2 separate regions of the Mus musculus genome follow, and region 2 is linked to region 1. Evidence: chromatin loops called from intact Hi-C (ENCODE). Cell type or tissue: gastrocnemius. All regions are shown on one strand. Links, peaks and the distances in the headings refer to the core of each region. The heading gives the core; the rest is flanking DNA. Region 1 holds the start of Cpsf6 (cleavage and polyadenylation specific factor 6). Region 2 has its middle 15 kb from the start of Gm32141.

Region 1 (2,906 bases), core at 192-2,691:
AGGTCAAAAAAGTTTAACCTCTCCAGGCACTCGGAAGGCAGAGGCAGAGGCAGAGGCAGGCGGATCTCTCTGAGTTCGAGGCCAGCCTCGACTACAGAATGAGTTCCAGAACAGCCAGGGCTACACAGAGAAACTCTGTCAGCAGTAATTAAAATCCTACGACAATTTGCTTTTCTTTTCTAACATTTAAGCCAAAAGCACAGTCATTCTTGAAAAACGAAGCAGTAAGGATTTAAGAGTTTTCACTGTTTCGTTCAAGTCTTATATCCCTAGTCATAAACAATGGAGGGAAAACGCCATACAAACCAATGGCATTTTATTCAGGTTCTCATCCGTACCTTAGAATTTTTTAATATGGTGGGGTGTAAATTTGAAAACCGTGAATATAGGAAATGCACTAAAAAAAAAAAAATATTTAGAGGGCAGTAAGAGGCTAGACGATCCAAACCCTGGCAAGCAGACCCTTCCAAGGATATTTATTCATCATGAGACGCTGGTTCTAGGCATCCCAGGCGGGTGAGACCGGAAAACCTTACACGTCTCACTTTCTCCAGCCTTTCAAACCGTGAAGTCGAGCCCACAGGGCAAACACTTCGCTTTCAAACTACAGTCACGTTCACAACGACTTGTCAGGCACGCTACCCAGGATTCCGATTCCGAGTGGCCGGTCTCCCTTTCAGTCTCTCCGGTCTGTTAAGCTAGGATACCACCATCTTTTTTGTTCTGTCCAGCCACCGCGCTCCCAAGTCTTTGGCGCAAGCCATTTATCCTCTCCGATATTTCGCTTCACAAAGGCCAAGGACTGGGCCTCGGAGGCACTGCAAACCCTCGATGACCAAGGCGGGCCGACGCACCGACTTTTAAATGCGATCGGTGGCTCCAAAAGTCAGATGACTTGTTGCGGATGGAACCAAACCTAAGCAGCCTTCCCTTAAGGGGACCGGCGAGCAAGGAACCGGGCGCCACGCCGAAACCCGTCGCAAAGGCGAGCGGGAGCCCAGGGAGAGCGGGCGCGCGGGATACAAAGGGCTGTGAACGCGGCCTTCCATGAGGCGACCGTGCGCGGACAGAGACACAAAATGGAGCGGCGGGAGGAGGAATCGGAACCCGAGGCGGCAGGGCCGGGATGGAGGCGGCGGGCGAGCGCGCGGCCGGGCCAGGGCTTCCCCTCTGGCCGGCCGCGGGGGAGGGGGCGCGGCGGCCCGTTCTCCCCGCCCCGCACACGCGGCCTAGCTCGGCGGGAAGCGCCCGCCACCGAGCCAACAATGGAGCGGGAGACCGTCCGGAGGAACCGGGCGGGCGGCTGCAGGGCGACCGGGCCCCGCGCTCCAGAGCCCCGCGGCCCGCAAAACGACGCGCGAGAACAAGGGCTGAGGGGCCGTCGCGCACGGCGGCGCGGCCCGGAGGCGCCAAGGGCGCACGGTCTGCAGCGAAGCCGGCTCGCGGCCCGCGGCGGCCCTGGTCAGCCGGGCGTCCGGGCCGCGGCACAGTCTGCGGCGGCGGCGGCGGCGGAGCCCGGACCCTCACGTACCTGGTTGAACTCTTCACCCACATCCGCGTAAATGTCTATGTGGTCCACACCGTCCGCCATCTTCCCTCGGCCTCGGCCGCCGCCGCCGCCGCCTCCTGCAGGTCGGCCCGCCGAGGCAGCAGCAGCGGATCTGGCGGTGGGGGCGGGGCGCCCTACGTCACTTCCGAGGGGCGGAGACCAGGGCGCAGCGGCCCGCTGCTGGTGACGGGGGACCCCGCCGAAGGTCCGCGGCGGTTCCGAGGCGCTAACTCGTTCCTTTGTGTGCAGGATTAAGCCGCGGCTGGGGCAGGGGCGTGATTTCCTGTGCTACCCCGCCATACCGCATGCCATGGAACCCGCTTGTTTTCAGAGACTGTCTTTTCAAACTGCTTCTGGCACTATTTATCTATCTACATATCTATAGATGAGAGATCTATCTAGTGAGAGATATAGATATATATACATCTATATAGAGAGAGATAGATATTTATATATTTGCGTTTTCATTTTTTTCCTACTTTTTTTTTTTTTTTTTGCTTCCAAGGTTTCGAGAGATGAGAGTTATGTGTACGCAATTAAAAGCGAGATATGATGTCCTGGCCAATGTCTTATTCTTGCTTCTTCAGACAACTGAATTTTTTGAGTTATTTGCATATAGCATATTTGCATCTCTTATCTTTATGCAGTTGTAAGCATCTTTTCCGCTCCTTCCTTCACATCCTCCTCTTCCCCCTTCCTCCCCCATTGCCCTTGCTTTTACCTTTTTATCTCTGTTGTAGGTTTTCTCCAGCCATCGTTCAAAGGATTCTATCCTCATTTTTAGAGCACGTACAACAGAGCAGATGTATCCTAAATCAACGAACTCCTGGATTCAGAATGCTGAGCTAGAAGGGAAATTAAAACGGTGGCTTGAGGTCCAAACATCCCGTTTTACAGATGAGAGAACTAAGGACTCGTAGAGCATAAGTTATTTAACTGGGGTTACATGGCTCGTAAAAGTGCACACCTTTTGACGCCGATATATGATTCAGAGATCTCTCTCCATTTCCAACGGCTCCACCTATTTCTTTCCTTCCCGTTCAAAAACTCACCAGGTCACTCAGCTGCCTGTGTGCTTGATATAAATTCAGTTCCCACAGCGCTCTCAAGGAGCGTAGAGAGAACCGAACCAAATCCTCTTAAGTAGTCCTCTGATCTACTCAGCACCTCTGACTGCTCTCACTTCCAGCCCCACCCTGCCAAACAAATTAACAAAAAAGCAAAACAATAACCAAAATAATAATAATAACAAAAATACCAGATGCAGACTGGTCTGAAATCATCAAAAACCTAAAGAAACATCTATGCTTGAGATGTCTGTAAAATCTTGGTTGCAGTCACAGAGACTAATCTCTTA
Region 2 (2,906 bases), core at 213-2,712, 56 kb after region 1:
CTGTTAGGGAGTCTCTCAGGTAATGTGGTGGGAGCCAGGAGCCAGGCAGTTCAGGATGCCTTGCTGGTGTTAGAGGAATGGAAGTCACCGTAAGCAGAGGGTCAGATAGGGGCTGCACAGACAGCTCCACTGCACTGGGCAGGTCCAGCCTGAGGCTCTGCAGGAGTGGAAAATAAGGAGTGAATTGAAAAAGGCAGAAGAGCTGAGGAGAGGGCAGCTGAGAGGGGTTGGCAGTAGAAGCGTTTGCTGTACAACCTGATAAGCTGGGTTTGATCCCGGCTCACACAGAGGAAGGTGAGAATGGATTCCCACAAGTCTCCACACAGATAACATGGCACACAGATGCCCCATCTTTCCTCCTCCTCCTTCTACACACACACACACACACACACACACACACCACCACCACCACCACCACCACCACCACCACCACCACCACCACCACCATTTAACCTTTGTTGACTTGGAACTCACTCTGCAGACCAGGGTGGCCTCAAACCCATAGAGACCCACCTACCTCTTCCTCCCATGTGCTGGGGTTAAAGGTATGCACCACTGTGCCTGGCCATTTAAAGTGTTTTTTGTTTGTTTGTTTTTTCGAGACAGGGTTTCTCTGTATAGCCCTGGCTGTCCTGGAACTCACTCTGTAGACCAGGCTGGCCTCGAACTCAGAAATCCACCTGCCTCTGCCTCCCGAGTGCTGGGATTAAAGGCGTGCGCCACCACGCCCGGCTCATTTAAAGTGTTTTAATTCCTTTGCCATCTTGAGAGCCCAGGCTGTCCCTGGGACATGCCTGTTTGCAAACACATTTATATTTTCTGTTCTTTTTCTTCCAGACAGTTCATCCGTTATTAGGCTTTTAAGGAATACTTAGTAAGTTAGACTGTGGGCAAACAAAAATCAATAAAACGCTATTCTTGCCGAGGCATTAAGTCTTGTGGGAGAAAGAAACATTTAACCAGCAAAGACAAAAAGTCAAATTCAGCAGGCTCTGGGAGTCTCGGAGAGCTAGCCTCTGGCTCCGTTAGGGACAGTGGTCACAGATGGATTAAGACAAGATCGGAAGATTAAGATCGGAAGTAAGGTTACGCTGAGAACATGACCAGTAAGACTCAATTCACAGAGGATAGGATTAGCCACTAGGCAAACGTGATTAATTTGTTGCCTTTAAGTATGTAAAAGCGCTTTTTCTCTCCACAGGCATAAATTCAAACTTGCCGTGATCTCCCGTTATTCCCGCATAGATTTCCAGCCTTGCCTCGGGCTAGTGGTTGGTTAGCTCTTTAAAGTTTGAGAATCACGTGGGCTAATATATGAATGATTTCAGCAGTCTCCACTAGAACCAATTCTAGCCATTCCCCTCCGTTAAAGACGTCTTACAGGCTGGCTCCCTGCGAGACTCTGCCTATAGGGGGCGCTCGAGGGAGGCCGAAGAGGTCAGGGCCGCCGCAGTTGCAGAGCGCAGACTTGTCCCACAAACCGCAGCCCCCTTTCTAGTAACAGTGGAGTCCGGTGTGCAGTTTTGGCAGCACTGGGTTCGCCGTGCCCGATGCAGAGAACGAGCATCAGCAGATTTCTAATTTAAGCAATTCCGGCCTCTTCTCTTTCTCCTCTCCGAGCGCTGTGGGTGGCAGCTGCTCCCCACCTTCGCTCATTTGAGTTAACTTTAAGGCAGGGACGTTTGCCAAGAGTTGGAGAGGCGCAGGGCAGGTGAGGGAGCATTGCTCTCATCTGCTGGGTGAGCTGAAATGCTTTGAAATAAACACCCTACTATACACAGGATAGGCTCCTACAAGGGATTCCATCCAGTGTAGCACCAATAGCAGGGCCGGGAAACCCTGGTTTACAGTAACCCCTTCAGTTAGAGATGACATGTACTACAAAGCCATCATTGGTATACTATTAAGACTATGCAGAGACAAAACACCTTTGAAAAGGAAGGAAGGAAGGAAGAAACCACTTGTGGTGGCGCACGCCTTTTATCTCAACACTCGGGAGGCAGAGGCAGGAGGATTTCTGTGAGTTCCAGGCCAGCCTGGTCTACATAGAGTTCCAGGACAGGCAGAGCTGTTGAAAAAAAAAAAATCTTTGTATTAGATCTTTCTGTCAAGTAATGTTGTGGTTCTGATTAAATCCTGCTGATTCAACTTTTTCAGAGTTACTAAAAGCAGTTAGGCTGCACATGGTGGCCCAAGTGAGTAATCTCAGCAAATGGGGACAGGATGAACACCTCCATCTGAGGGGGCGGGGCAGGAGGCGTACTTCCATCTGAGGGGCGGGGCTGTATAGAAGTTCACAGAGTTGTACAGATTCAGACCTGGTTAATTTTGGTGTGTGATGTTTTTTTATTTATTTTCAAGGTTAAAAAATATAAAATTTATAAGATTAAATGAGGAATTAACTAGAGGAAACTTAAAATTTCATGTTTTAAGTCAACGAATGAATTGTAAAGGATTTATGATTAACTCGTCATTACAAAATCTTTTTTGGTCTTTAATCCTAGCACTTGGAAGGCAGAGGCAGATGGATCTCTGTGAGTTCAAGGCCAGCCTGGGCTACATGGTGACTTCCAGGACTACATAGAAAGCCCCTGTCTCAACACAAAACCAAAGCCAAAAATCAACACAACACAACACAACACAACACAACACAAACACCAAGACTGGATACAGTACATAAATAAGGAGTAATGGAATTGTTTATGGCATCATGATTGTTGGCGTAGAACCTAAGGGGGTGGGGGGTTTGGAGGACTGCTGTCCTCACAGCAACCTCATCAACGGGATTTTATACAATCTATATTCATTTATTATTTAAAAATAGCTTATTAAAAAATCCTGCTCTATAATATACTGCCCCATAAACGCTGCTCAACGGAAACCTCAGGCTAGCGGTTGGCAGGTGC

The links. Peaks named below come from ENCODE experiments on the same cell type or tissue, not always from the same donor. Only the 100,000 strongest peaks of a DNase experiment are listed, where the experiment ranks them.
Region 2: it touches region 1 in a loop (2.7-fold over the local background); 23 of 42 quality-filtered maps call a loop at or near these places.

Annotation. Positions count from the first base shown.
Region 1 is chr10:117,375,308-117,378,213 of GRCm38, forward strand. Cpsf6 (cleavage and polyadenylation specific factor 6) reads right to left here and starts at 1,666. Exons shown (of 10, transcript NM_001013391.2): 1 at 1,532-1,666. The coding sequence starts at 1,591. In gastrocnemius, for the core only: a CTCF peak has its summit at 1,641 (motif pointing left); DNase peaks (open chromatin) are centred at 1,016, 1,202 and 1,696; H3K4me3 peaks cover 2,399 bases; H3K27ac peaks cover 2,215 bases.
Region 2 is chr10:117,431,162-117,434,067 of GRCm38, forward strand. No RefSeq gene overlaps it. Among named protein-coding and RNA genes, the nearest start is that of Gm32141, 15 kb to the right of the region's middle. In gastrocnemius, for the core only: a CTCF peak has its summit at 1,415 (motif pointing right); a DNase peak (open chromatin) is centred at 1,419; H3K4me3 peaks cover 276 bases.